Linked DNA regions of Homo sapiens: all the other regions are linked to region 2. The links are chromatin contacts, found by Hi-C or POLR2A ChIA-PET in ENCODE. All regions are on one chromosome and are shown on one strand. The core of a region is the stretch at or near the end of the contact, and the rest is flanking DNA. Distances in the headings are between cores, read along the strand shown.

The links. Hi-C counts contacts between places; a loop is a spot of excess contacts on that map. ChIA-PET counts read pairs that join two places held with the same protein, here RNA polymerase II (POLR2A). Pooled maps may share reads with other maps.
Region 1: a map of heart right ventricle shows a loop between it and region 2 (20-fold over the local background). The contact joins the promoter of SLC2A6 here to the promoter of SETX in region 2. A Hi-C loop is called at or near these places in 1 of 168 maps with a recorded cell type or tissue (heart right ventricle) and 3 of 50 pooled maps. POLR2A ChIA-PET finds 5 or more read pairs at or near these places in 1 of 52 experiments (naive thymus-derived CD8-positive, alpha-beta T cell).
Region 3: a map of natural killer cell shows a loop between it and region 2 (4-fold over the local background). The contact joins the enhancer-like site here to the promoter of SETX in region 2. A Hi-C loop is called at or near these places in 1 of 168 maps with a recorded cell type or tissue (natural killer cell) and 6 of 50 pooled maps. POLR2A ChIA-PET finds 5 or more read pairs at or near these places in 1 of 52 experiments (activated CD4-positive, alpha-beta T cell).

Annotation. Positions count from the first base shown.
Region 1 is chr9:133,477,047-133,481,571 of GRCh38, forward strand. SLC2A6 (solute carrier family 2 member 6) reads right to left here and starts at 2,053. Exons shown (of 10, transcript NM_017585.4): 1 at 1,922-2,053; 2 at 1,208-1,370; 3 at 1-195. The coding sequence starts at 2,013. RefSeq lists enhancers at 1,583-1,642, 2,063-2,564 and a silencer at 1,803-2,452.
Region 2 is chr9:132,353,626-132,358,375 of GRCh38, forward strand. SETX (senataxin) reads right to left here and starts at 1,361. Exons shown (of 26, transcript NM_015046.7): 1 at 1,292-1,361; 2 at 24-130. RefSeq lists enhancers at 625-1,126, 946-2,145, 1,127-1,626 and silencers at 1,011-1,220, 1,271-1,660.
Region 3 is chr9:131,236,458-131,240,992 of GRCh38, forward strand. No RefSeq gene overlaps it. Among named protein-coding and RNA genes, the nearest start is that of FAM78A, 38 kb to the right of the region's middle. RefSeq lists enhancers at 1-3,340, 376-876, 877-1,377, 1,433-2,000, 1,797-1,956. Within about 2 kb of position 1,719, at least 28 of the 41 ENCODE cell types and tissues checked have a DNase peak (open chromatin) inside an H3K27ac peak, as active enhancers do; they include natural killer cell, where a contact is called at or near this core.

The DNA of each region.
Region 1 (4,525 bases), core at 803-3,302, 1.1 Mb after region 2:
AGCTGTGAGCCCCCCGGCGAAGCCCGTCAGCGTCCTTCCGAGCAGCAGCATCCAGAGGCCGTGCGCACCCGCCATGAGCGCATAGCCGGCCGCCGACGGCACAGCTGAGAACATGATGCTCAGCTTCCGGCCCAGGAGGTCGTTGAGGATCATGGCACTCAGGCCTCCGGCCGCTGCTCCCAGGGTGAACACGGACTGCAGGGGAAGGGGGTGCAGGGCAGATATGTCTGGGCACTTGGCACCCCAATCTCATCAGAGTCCAGGGACAGCTTCTTCCCTAGGCCGACCCCAGGAGCTGGTCAAGCACTTGGCCAAGTCAAGCACTTGAAACAGGGAGCCTCCTGTCTTCAAGGAACAGCCATTTGTTAGGGATGCCCAAACGGGGAATTCTGCTCTAAGGAAGAGGTGCTGCGCCACATATCCACAGTGGTTCTGTCCAGCCTGATGTTTAAATGTCTAATATTTTAATACAGGAGAATTCTGTGACTTGAAGGTACTGGGCTTTAAGATTTGGAGGTTCTTAAGTTCCCTGTACAGCAGCAACTGGGACCCCCTCTGGACTCTGCTAACTGGTAGTGGGACCTGGGCACATTGCCCAGCCTGTCTGCACCTCAGTTTCTTCAGCTGTCTTATGGGGAGAGCGCAAGTTCTACCTCGTGGCGTTGGCCCTGAGAATCAATGAACGTTCAGTGCCCAACACATGCCTGGCACATAGGAAGTGCTCAGTAAACCTTGGGAATTTTTATCTTAACTACTATGTTAACAACTCTACATATGAGGCTATTAAGATTATAATTTTAGACTCTGGGACTCTGGGATCTTCCTCTCCATCAGCCCACAATCTGTCCTGCGGACTCTCCTTGCCCCAGCCAGTGCCTCTCCCCACTGACACCTGATACCCTTGCCCCCATCCAGCCAACTGTGGGTGTGGGGACCCGGGGAAGCCTCAGCCCCACCTAGTATAGACCCTGACAGCCACCTCCCCACCTGCTCCTTCCCTCACCCTCTCCACTGGCTTTCAGTTCCTCATTTCAGAGGAATCCTGTAGCTTTACCCCACCCACTAGTGGCCTGGATGGCTGGGGGAGGGGGGACCAGGGCCCTGGAGGGACCCCCAAGGTGGAGAATTTGGGAGGTTCCTAGCTGGAGATAAGGCTCAGCAGGTCCCTCCTTCCTGCACCCACCCTCCTCCAGAGGATGGTCCTTACCCCAAACCAGGATGCCTGGGATTTGGTCAGATGCAGGTCAGGATCCAAGGAGCGCTCCAGGGCTGGGATGACAGGGGATGTGTAGACCAGGGCATACCCAAAGCTGAAATTGCCGAGCACTGCGGCGAAGGTGGCCAGGAACACCCTTTTGTTCTGCAGGGTCCTGGTGATGGTGGCGGACAAAAAGACCAGGGTCTCTGAGTCCCTCCTCCAGGGACCATTGCCTTTTCTGAACCCAGTGGCTGCCCGGCTCAGCGGGCAGTGCTAGGGAGGCCTGGGTCCAAGGCCATTCACGTTCCCAGGGCCTGAGCCCCAGCTCCCCTGGGAAATTCCCAGGCCATTGTTAGCTCATCCGCAGTGGCTGAGCCTCTGGTGCTGGGGCCTTTTCTCCGGAAGAGGAGGCTCTGGTTCTGCCCCCAGGGCGGCGGCTGGAGGCTTGCTGTGTGACCTCAGGCAGAACCCCTGCTCGCTGGGGCCTCAGTCTCACTGTCTGTGGCAGTGGGGGGCTGGGCCCGGTACTCTCGTGGATCGTTCCTTCCCTTAGGGGGACCAGTTCCTTAAATAGGAGTAGCGTGTCTGGGACAGGAGGGAGCCAGATGGCCCCTCGGTGGCGACTAGGTCAGGGGAGGCCCAGGGCGGGAGCCTGCCGCCGGCTGGAGGGAACCAGGGCCACCCCCAGGCCCCACCCGCAGCCCCCAACCTAGCGACTCTCACCCGACCCGCGCCCTGTCCCCTGGCGACGGGGGCGGCTTCTCGGGGAAGGTGTCGTAGTCCGGGCCCTCGGCTCCCAGCAGCGGCTCCTGCATGGCCGGGTCTCTCTCGGGGCGAGCGGAGGGCGCTCAGACTGGAGCAGCCGCCCGGGGCCAGCAGCTCCGAGGGCACCGGCCAGGCTCCGCCCCTTGGCCGCTATTGGCTGTGGGACGGCCCTGCAGAGACACGCCGGCCAATGGGGCGGCCGCAGGCTGTCCTGATGCTCGGATGCGGACCCGGCTTCCCCGGGCGCGGCCGGCACCGCGTGCGCCCCCGAAGGTCACGCCCCAAGACAGGATGGGGGTCCCAGGGCGGAGCCCCTGCTGGATCGTCCGGGGCCCCCGCGGAGCGCCGGAAGCGGCTCACCCGGCCCGGCTCTTGCAGGCGTGACTGCGGCAATGCGCGCAGCCCCTGTCGTACTCGCTCCCGCGGGGTGGAAACCGAGGCCCAGAGAGGCGAAGCCGAGCGCCAGGGTCACAGCGAATGCGCACCTCGCTCCTCCTTACGCTCTAGCCCTCCCCGTCGCGTGGCGTCTCAGGGCCACCTCTGCCCTGGCTCTCCCTGGCACCAGGGAATCGGGGTGTGTCAGGGCAGCAGCGGATGTGCGGGACGAAGGAGGCAGGAGGGGCCGGCGAGGCGCTGTGGGCAGCTCCAGTGGGCGAGGTCTGTATCCTCCACCCCAGGCTCTGGTGGTAGAAATAACCTGAGCTCGTGACACGTAACCCAGGTAGTAAGATAACATTGAAAAATAAGAAAAGCAGAAATGGAAAATTCCCGGGAAGACCGTCCTCAAAAAATCCCACAGCAGTTCCACCTCTCCCTTTGGGCCTTTTCGGGAAGAGGACGGAATCACGCCCTGCTCTGTTGGATGGACGTGCCACACACGCTTTTAAACGGAGCCTTTGTTGCTGAGTATTTGGGTCATTTCCCATTTTAGCTATTAACATGGTAAAGCATTTTTAAAAGTTAGAATTCCCTTTTATTATGATTGAAATACAACCATAATAGAACAATAAAATCACATCCATCTCCCGTCAGCCTGACCTTGATGGCGTTTTAGCCTCTTCCAGTCTTTTCCTCATGTGCCTATTTTGCATATTTGCTATTGGGGCCCCCATTAAACTGTGCAGCCCCTTTACGTCACCGTTTTCTTGCCATCAAGATCATAGGCTTTGGACTCAGGCACACCCTGGTATGGTGATCAGGCTGCACAGTCCTCGTGGCCATATATATACGTATATACATATATATGTGTATGTATTTTTACATATCTATATGTGTATTTTTTTTTTTTTTTTTGAGACGGAGTCTCGCTCTGTTGGCCAGGCTGGAGTGCAGTGGCACGATCTCAGCTTACTGCAACTTCCACCTCCCGAGTTCAAGCGATTCTCCTGCCTCAGCCTCCCAAGTAGCTGGGATTACAGGCATGTGCCACCACGCCCGGCTAATTTTTGTATTTTTAGTGGAGACGGGGTTTCACCATGTTGGCCAGCTTGGTCTTGAACTCCTGACCTTGTGATCCTTCCGCTTCAGCCTCACAAAGTGCTGGGATTACAGGCGTGAGTCACCGCACCCGGCCTTCTCTTTTTTTAAAATGTATTTTTTTTCTTTTAAAATCAACTTTAGGCCAGGTGCAGTGGTGTGTGCCTGTAATCCCAGCATTTAGGAGGCCAAGGTAGGAGAATTGCTTGATGCCAGGAGTCTGACACCAGCCTGGGCAACAAAGTGACCCTGTCTCTACAAAAAGCTAAAAAAGTTGTCCAGGTGTGATGGCAAGTGCCTGTGGCCCCAGCTACTCGGAAGGCAGAGGTGGGAAGATTGCTTGAGCCCAGGAGTTTGAGGCTGCGGTGAGCTGTGATCACACCACAGCACTCCAGCCTGGGTGACAGAGGGAGAGCCTTCTTGAAAAAATAAAATACAAGAAAAATCAACTTTGTTAAGCTATAATTTATATACAGTAAAATGAATCCATTTTAAATATAGGTTGATGAGTTTTGACAATTGTATAACCCCAAACACCCCCAATCAAGATATAAAACATTTCCACCTTTTCTTTCTTTCTTTTATCTTTTTTTGAGACAGAGTCTCTCTCTGTTGCCCAGGCTGGAGTGCAGTAGTGCGATCTCGGCTCACTGCAACCTCCGACCACTGGGTTCAAGCGATTCTCCTGCCTCAGCCTCCCGAGTAGCTGGGATTACAGGCGCCCGCCACCACACCTGGGTAGTTTTTGCATTTTTGGTAGAGATGGGGTTTCACCATGTTGGCCAGGCTGGTCTCAAACTCCCAACATCAGGTGATCCTCCCGCCTTGGCCTCCCAAAGTGCTGGGATTACAGGCGTGAGTCATCACGCCCAGCCCATTTCCACCCTTCTAGAAGGTTTCTTTGTGCCTTTCTGAGGTCAACCTCCTTTCCCTGCTCCCCAGTAAACTATTTTTTTTTTTGAGAGGGAGTTTCACTCTGTCCCCCAGGCTGGAGTGCAGTGGTGCGATCTCGGCTCACTGCAAGCTCCGCCTCCCAGGTTCATGCCATTCTCCTGCCTCAGCCTCCTGAGTAGCTGGGACCACAGG
Region 2 (4,750 bases), core at 111-2,610:
CTGCTAAAAAAAAAAATTATTACCTGGACAAATGGCCTACAGAAAAGTGATCGTCTCAGCTGGGCTTAGTTGTGAACAAACACGGATTTGCATTCATATATGCCCAGACTCTGGCCCCAAAAGAACATTTCTGAAATTAAAAAACAAAAAACGAAATTGGTAAGTGGCATTTATACTCTATATCCCATCTGAGCCTGGTATCGATCCTATTACAGACAGATACTGCTGGCTGATGAGGAAGCCCAGATAGGTTAGACAACTTGGCTGTGGACTTCCAGGAAACAGCAGAACTGCAATTCTGACTCCCAGTTCCACAAGGGGCTGTCCCCACTCACGGGGACAGCTAGGCACCGAGCCAAAAATCCCCCAAGTTATTAGCCCGCGCAGGTAACATCAATCCTAGGATCCTCAGCTGTGTCACTTATCAAATACCACACTCGGCCTTCTCCTTGTGGAGCTCTTTTCCCTCAAGGCAGTCACCCCCGTTTCACTTGGGTCGTGCAAATTGCTGGGCACATCCTTAGATCCCCAGAAGTTGGGGAGGACGGACAAAGTCCTGTGGCCAGCAGCAAAAGCTCCAGCCCCTCCAAGTGGGAGAAACAGACTCTCCTCCAAACGAAGGGACCGGCCGGGCGCGGCGGCTCGGAGGATCCCTGGAGCAGCTGAGCTCAGCCTGGGAAACACAGCCAGGCCCTGTCTCTGCAACACATTTTGTTTTTAATTAGCCGGGCGTGGTGACGCGCGCCTATGGTCCCAGTTACTCGGGGGGATGAGGCGGAAGGATCGCTGGAGCCCAGGAAGACGAGGTTGCTGCGAGCCGTGACTGTTCCACTGCACTTCAGCCTGGGTGACAGAGCGAGACCCCGTCTCAAAAAAAAAAAAAAAAGAAAAAAGAAAAAAAAACAAAGGGAGGGACTCCAGGCGAGAGGCAGACGAGCGTGTGGAGGGAACCGACACTTTCCACCCCGAGACCTCCCGCTCAGCCCCAAGGAAACTACGCAGTATCCACACCAAAAACAGCTCACACGAGACCGCAGTGTAGACAACGGAAGGACAGGGGGTCGCAGCGGCCGGGTCCAGCGCGCAGGAAGGCAACAGGCGGCCGCCAGCCGTCGAGGGGTGCTCCCGCCCCCGCACCGAGGGAAGCGGCCGAGCCCGCGCCGACTCTTCCCCCATCCGCCCACCGGGACCTAGGCGCCGCGATGGTTCCCCGAAGCGGCCCTGCAAGCACAAGCCGCGCCTGCGCTCACGCCCGCCCGACCTACGGCCTCCAGCCCGCCGCTACCCTCACCGCTCTCTGGCTGGCGTCGGCCTCTAGCCCACCTCCATACCGGGCCCCGCTCTAGGCCACCAGCGGAAGTGCGGGCCCGCAGCCGCAGCTACCAACCAGCTGTTGCCGCGAGGTAGGCCCCGCCCCCGCGCTGAGTCGGCCGGCCGCAGGCCCCGCCCCGGCCGCTGCTTTCTGGTTTTGGTGCCCCCCAGGGGGCGGGGCATGGGAAGAGCGGCCGCGGTGCACCGCCCACGCCGGGCGCTGGCGTCACGTCCGGGCAGCTGGGGCCCGACCAATCCCGAGTCCCCGTCAGGGTGGACGGGGAGAGTTTGCCGCGGAACCTTGACCTCGGCCCCGCCCGGGGCTTCCTGCGGGTGGGGCGGCTCCGGGATGAGCTCTGCTGCGGGTGGGGTCAGCCCTTACCCGCTGGCCATTTCCGTTCCCTCTTTTTTCTTCTTTTTTCCACGCCTCAGGTGTCTCAGCGGATGTACTACGGTGACGAAGTAATTTTTCTCTTTAGATTTCCTTTAAAGACCTGAAATGTAAATTACATAAACGTGTAATTTCGGAGGAATATGTGTATATCCTTTATATTACAAGAAAGGGAGACCTTAGGTCTTGCGAACAATGCGCGCGATGCGCAACACAGCAGAGTAAATCCCTCGCTGGTGCGGTGGCTCCCGCTTCTAATCCCACCACTTTGGGAGGCCCAGGCGGGAGGCTCGCTTGAGCCCGGAGTTCAGAGACCAGCCTGTGCAACATAGCGAGACACCCGTATGTACAAAAAAAAATTAAAACTCAGCCACCGAGGCCGGGCGCGGTGGCTCACGCCTGTAATCCCAGCACTTTGGGAGGCCGAGGCGGGTGGATCACCTGAGGTCAGGAGTTCGAGACCAGCCTGACCAACATGGTGAAACTCCGTCTCTACTAAAAATAAAAAGATTACCTGGGCGTGGTGGCGGGTGCCTGTAATCCCAGCTACTCAGGAGGCTGAGGCATGAGAATGGCTTGAACCCGGGAGGCAGAGGTTGCAGTGAGCCGAGATCGCACCACTGCACTCCAGCCTGGGCAAAGGAGCGAGACTCTCTCTCCGGAAAAAAAAAAAAAAAAAAAAAAATTAGCACCTGTGGGCCCAGCTTGTTGGGAGGCTGAGGCAGGGGGTGGATATCCATTGAGACCGGGAGATCGAGACTGCAGTGAGCCGTGACTGTGCCACTACACTCCAGGCTGGGGAACAAAGCAAGACCCTGTCTCAGAAAAGTCTATAAATAAATAAAAATGAGTAAAATCCACTGGAAAGCCTATCCCCCCCCTTTTTTGTTTTTGAGATGGAGTCGCGCTCTGTCACCCAAGCTGAAGTGCAGTGGCGCAGTCTCGGCTCACTGCAACCTCCGCCTCCTGGGTTCAAATGATTCTCCTGCATCAGCCTCCCGAGTAGCTGGGAGTACAGGCGTGTGCCACACGCCCGGCTAATGTTCATGTTTTTAGTAGAGATGGGGTTTCACCATGTTGGCCAGGATGGTCTCAAACTCCAACCTCAAGTGATCCGCCCCGCCTCGACCTCCCAAAGTGCTGGGATTACAAGCGTGATCCACCGCACCCGGCCCCTACCCCCTTTTAGTAACGCCTACTACTGACCACGATGATGCAGCGTCACCGTCTTACAGTTAATAGAGGAGACAGGGAAATTAAACAATTAGTAGTGGTGACTCAGGCGATAAAAAAAGAGGCTGAGATGGGCCAGCTTGGGAAAAGTGGGTCAGATACAGCCTTACCGAGGAGAACCCTGGCCCGAGGATGAGGAGCAAGCCCAGGGGAACACTGCGGGAAAGGCCCAAGGCGAAGGAAGATTCTAGCAAGGGGGCGTGGCTTGTTGGAAGGGCGTGGTGGCCGTTATGCAAATTTAACCGTCTAAGGAGCAGCACGCGTTGACCGTTATTTTCCTCTTTTCTACTTCTTCATCCTGTCAAATATTTTGAACATATTTTGTTTTATCATATAACACTAATATACCAACACAGCCTTTATACCACCACAGTCATAAAATATAATTTTTTTTTTTTTTTGAGACGAGTCTCGCTCTGTCGCCCAGGCTGGAGTGCAGGGGCGCCATCTCGGCTCACTGCAAGCTCCGCCTCCCGGGTTCACGCCATTCTCCTGTCTCAGCCTCCCGAGTAGCTGGGACTACAGCCACGTGCCACCACGCCTGGCTAATTTTTTGTATTTTTAGTAGAGACAGGGTTTCACCGTGTTAGCCAGGATGGTCTCGATCTCCTGACCTCGTGATCCGCCCGCCTCTGCCTCCCAAAGTGCTGGGATTACAGGCTTGAGCCACCGCACCCGGCCATAAAATATAATTTTTATCATTTTTTTTAATGGAGAAAAGTGCCATGAAGGTAACTTGTGCCCAGAGCCCACAAAAGTCATAATTTCCTCCTGTCCCTGAAGCCCTCTGTAGGCCTTATCATCTTCCCACATTTTTTGTCTGTGAACAACATATAAATTTTACATGCTTTTTAACTCTGTATATGGAATTATGGAGGATGTATTTTTCTGCAAATTGCTTTTTACACTCAATGTTATGTCCTGAGACTCATTGATTCAAGGTGCATTCAGGAATTGTTGAGCCCAAAACTTACACAACCTATAGAATGTTAAACAGAAGCACTGCAATAGACTTTGTAAATATAAAATTAGAAATGAAAATTAATACTTATTTGGAATGAATAAATAAGTACAAATTACAAACTTCTAAAGCTGATAAAACCATAAACATGGCCAGGCGCAATGGCTCAGGCCTGTAATCCCAGCACTTTGGGAAGCTGAGGTGGGCAGATCACCTGAGGTCAGGAGTTCAAGACCAGCCTAGCCAACATGGTGAAACCCGGTCTCTACTAAAAATACAAAAATTAGCCAGGCTTAGTGGTGCATGCCCGTAGTTCCAGCTACTTGGGAGGCTGAGACAGGAGAATGGCTTGAACCCGAGAGGCGAGGCGACAGAGTGAGACCTCATCTCCAAAAATAAATAAATAAATAAATAAATAAATAAATAAATAAATAAATAAATAAATAAAAAGACTGGGAAGTATGAGGCCTCCAGTATCGTTCTTTTTCAAAATTGTTTTAGCTACTTAAGGTCCCTTGCTATTCCATGTGAATATTTAGAATTGGCTTGTCCCGTTTCTGCAAATAAATAAGTACAAGCAGTTGGAATTTTTATAGGGATTGAATTGTATTTTTAGATACATCTGGGGAATCAATTGACACCTTAACAATATTAAGTATAGCAGGTTCTCTAATAAGATCATTTTGTTCAATGTGGTTTTGTTATAACATTGATGAGAAAAAAAAAATCCATTCCTGCTCAAGGCTTTTTTTTGAGACGGAATCTCCCTCTGTAGCCCAGGCTCTGGAGTGCAGTGATGCGATCTTGGCTCACTGCAAGCTCCGCCTCCCAGGTTTCGGTTCAAGCAATTCTCC
Region 3 (4,535 bases), core at 469-2,968, 1.1 Mb before region 2:
GCAGGCTCTGGCCTGACATCTGGGTTAAATGATCCCAAGTTGGTTCCCACTTTGACCTCATCTGGTCTGTGGGGTGGGGACATCTCCTGCCTGGCCTTCAGGCCCCTTATCAAACACAGGACCCTGCTGCTGGGGAATGGTGCGGCTCTAGTGCGGCGCTCAGGCTTTCGCTGGAGATTTTTCATCAGGGCTAGGCTAGGCCCTTGAATCTGTGTTTTTCCTAAAGTGGGTGATTCTTGTACAGATGGTCCATGAACCCCATGGGCCTTCTGCTTTAATCTAAGGACAGTAGCCATAAATACCCACCCAGGGGGCATCTGAAAAACAGAACCCAGCTCCCATGAACATGTTTATTTTGCAGTTAATCCAGGCTAAGGGATTTTATCTGAAATTGTTGATAAGAAACACAAGTGTAAATTTAAGCCGCTCTGGCACCTGCTCAAAAAAGAAAAACTCTAAAAGCACAAGTGGGCCAAGTCACCTCCTTGCCACTCAAAACACTTTGAACCCTCCTCTGTGAGTCCCTGTAACAGAGGAGGAAAGACCTTCCTTGCCCTCATCCTGCCTTGCAGCAGCTCACCCCACTTGGCTTCTGGACTGCCACTTAGTTGTTTATTCTATTTTTTTTTTTTTTTAAGACGGAGTCTTGCTCTGTCACCAGGCTGGAGTGCAGTGGCACAATCTCGGCTCGCTGCAACCTCCGCCTCCCAGGTTCAAGGGATTCTCCTGCCTCAGCCTCCCGAGTAGCTGGGACTACAGGCGTGCACCACCACGCCTGGCTAATTTTTGTATTTTTAGTAGAGACGGGGTTTTACCGTGTTAGCCAGGATGGTCCTGAACTCCTGGACTCAAGCCATCCGCCCTCCTTGGCTCCCAAAGTGCCGGGATTACAGGCATGAGCCAGTGCACCTGGCCCCATTTGTAATTTCTCTTAGAAGACCTGTCCAGTACTTCTCGGCATTTGATTTTCAGCCAACAAAACTGGCCCAGTTTCATGCCAGAGATGGGGCTTCTTGCCTGAACTTCCTCTGAGGAAGTCCGTGGAGCACCCTGGCTGGAAGGCAGGGATAGTGGATCTCCCAGCCTGGGCTGCCAGCTGGTCGGATTCCTGCGTGTGCACCCCCATTGCTCTGTCTCAACATCACTCTCTACTTTCCTCCTGGGGAAAGGAGGAGGAGCAATTGGATGGAGGGTGTATCAACCCCCAAACTTCTGCCGTTTTCAAAATGTCTCCTATGGGAAGTTAGTATTCTATAAAAAAAAAAAAGGTGGGGGGGGGCTCTATGGCCATATAAGTTTAGGAAGAGTGGATGGAACAAAATTTAACATCTTTTTATTATAAAAAAGACCTTTTTGAGCCTTTAATATGCAAATATGTTTTGTAAATCAACAAGAGGAAACAGTCCGCCATTTCCCAAATACGTTTGCTCGGAACCTTTCTCCTTGGAGTTGGGGTCCTTGGCACTCAGGCTGGGAACCGCTGCCTCGTTGATGTTGCTATACGGAAGCACAGCTCACTTCCTGCTGGTTGTGTTTCTAACACACATTCCTTTTTAAAAATTGCTTTGTAATAGTAACAACTCACTGGATGGCTACAGCATGCCAGCACTGACTATGCTAAGCCCTTCACTGACATTTTCACATTTCACCCTGTGAGCCACGTACTACAACCCACAGCTTTCAGATGAGAAAATGAGGCTGAGCCAGGAAGCGGTTTGCCCAAGTCTCACAAGAGAATGAGGGGCGGAGCCAGCACTGGGGCCCGGGCAGTGTCTCCCTCCCGCTCCTGCCAGGCCCTGGCTGGCTACCATTGGATCTCCTGATTCTTCTCCAAGATACCTGTTCATTTCCAAAGAAATCTTGCCGGCTGGTGCCAGCAACACTGCTGAACCCCTTACCGACCAGCAGACCACCCTGTGAAAACAAGCCGGCCTTGACATCAGTCACAGCAAATAACCCTGACACCACGCAGTTACCTGTCCCCTCTGCTGCCTCTCACCTGTTTGTATCTGTGATCACGATCTGTCTACAACGGCAGCCCGGCGGGGGCTGGGCAGAGGCCGGGCCTGTCTAGCTTATGTTGGCGTGAACCGCACATGGACAGGGGTTTGCGGGTCCTGACGAGGACTCCAGGGTGGGAGCAGCTGGCTCCATACCCTTCAGCTGTGTCATCTGCCCTTCCTCTGCCGTCTCCTCTGGGGTCTGGCTTTGAGGCTTGCCAGAGTCCCACCAGAGGTCAGGCCACAGGCCCACTGAGGTGGCAGTTGCTGCATTGTTATAAATAGAAGCCCATCCATACCGCAGCCCCGGCCGGCCGGAGATTCTCTGCATTGTTTTCAGACCTAGATTGCCAGCTGCAGAGGCCACAGGCAGGGGTGGGGGGAGCGAGTGGGCTGTGGATGGAAGGCGGGAGCCCCAGCATATGAGACAAGAGCCGAGCCCGGTCCTGGCTAGAGGCGACCTCTCCTTGCTGGCATCCTGGCCCGTGAGGGTACAGAAGCAGCTTTGCTTTGTGGCCCATCGGATGTTGGCTTTCTCGACCTCACCTAGTGCCTTTCCATCTGGAAGCCTAGAAGGGGGCTTGGCTGCCATGCAGCCCTCACAGTGCCTGCAGGCCCTCCTGTCTGGCCCTCCTCCCCCTCCTGCCCCCTTCCGCATCTAACTCTCCCTGCGGTTCTCCAGGCCCCTCTGCACTTTCTCTGCTTCTCAAATGGCCCATTCTCCTCGTCGCCACAGGACCGCTCCATCCTCTGTCCCTTCCTGCTCATCCTGCAGGTCTCCATTTAAGCGCCACCTCCCCACGGCAGAGCCTTCCTGGTGGGCTGACCTGCTCACAGGCACTGGCTCCCTTTGTGTGCTCCTGCCCTGCCGCACTGCTATTTTGAGGCCTCCGTCGCAATTGAAATTTCTCGTGTAGTCGGTGGTTTCATTCATTTATCTAGTCCGTCCCAGCAACGGGCAGCTCTGTGAGGGCAGTGCCAGGACAGAGCAAGAGTCAGGAACTGTTGATAAATGACTCCCAGCACGACTTCCTAGAAAGAAGCCAAGACTTGTTCAAAAGCCAGACCCCCACCTGAGATGACAAGAGATAGCAGGTATTCAGACAGTTCAAGGGCACAGGGCCAGCTAATGGCACCAGAGGCACACAGCAAGGCCAGGGCTCCCCCACCCTGCCCAGGGGTCCTCTGGGTCTCATCCCAGGAACGCACTAGGGCAGGGCAGCCAGGTGAGTGGTGAAGAGTGCAGACTGGGTGCAGGAGGCCCTGGGGAGGAGGCCTTTCTCTGAGACACCAGCTGGAGCAAGCCGTCCCATCTGCCCCCCGTGAAAATGAGGCAGGTGCCGTGTGCCTCACAGGGCAGGGCTTGCACGGGGCTCAGGGCAGCGCCTGGCAGAGTCACTGGGGTGCTCACGGTGGCTTCCCTGCCTTCTCAGGGAGAGACCCAGGCCCCAGCAGACGGACCCCAGTGCCCCACGAAGTCTTCCCTGATCCCACAGCTGACCGGCAGCACTCACTTCAGGAATGGGGCTCGGGGACCCGCAAAGGTCCAGCCTGGGTGACAGAGTGAGACTCTGCCAAAAAAAAAAAAAAAAAATCAAGACAGTAGACATCAGACAAGGAAGGACAGTGATCCCCAAGATTCAAGAAACTAATGAATGAGCCATATGATTGCCCCAGTTACCGCCTGGAGAGTGTGTCCAGATCACAGTGCATGGAAGGAGAGCCCAAGAGGAGCCCGACAGTCTCCCGGAGTTTACAAAGCAGAGGACTGGGGAGGAGAGGGCCTCACACAGAGAGAACTCTGGACCCTTGCGGAGGGTCCTCTCGAGTATTCAACTGAGTACTGCTCAGCTTGGTACATGTGAGGAAATCCCGGGTCTAGAGAAGGAAAACAACATGAGAGGATTAGAGGCAAACTCTTCAGAACTCTAGGGCGAAGAATAGTGCCTCTTCCTGCCGGCCGAAGTGGAAAGCCTCATAAATCACTTCGCATTGGAAACAGTGCTCAGAAACGTTTTGTCTCGGTGCTGGGAGAATATGAGTCCTACCCAGAATGCCACTTGGATCTCACCTAACAACGCTTAAAAGCAAGACCCAAACAAATCAAACTATTTCCAAGTAAGAGCCCAGAACAAAGCCCAAGAAGCGCATAGGAATACAAAAGCACCCGGTAACGGGCGGCTGTCAAAGGTAGCAGAGGGGCAGGCCCTGGTACGCAGTGGCTGAGGCCATCTCCTGGGCCACCTGTGGCTATCACAGCCAAATAGGTACTGCTGGACCAAGAGGTGGTGGTCCTGGGTGGCAAGGGCATCAGCGTTTCTGGCAATTTCTACAGAAACAAGTGAAAGTGCCTGCCCTTCCCCTGCAAGTGGATGAACGCCAACCTATCCTGCGCCCCCTACCACTTCCAGGCCCCCAGCCACATCTTTAGGCAGACTGTGTGGGGCATGCTGCCCCGAAGACTAAGTGAGGCCTGCCGGGCACAGTGGCTCACGCCTGTAATCCCAGAACTTTTGGAAGCTGAGGCAGGTGGAT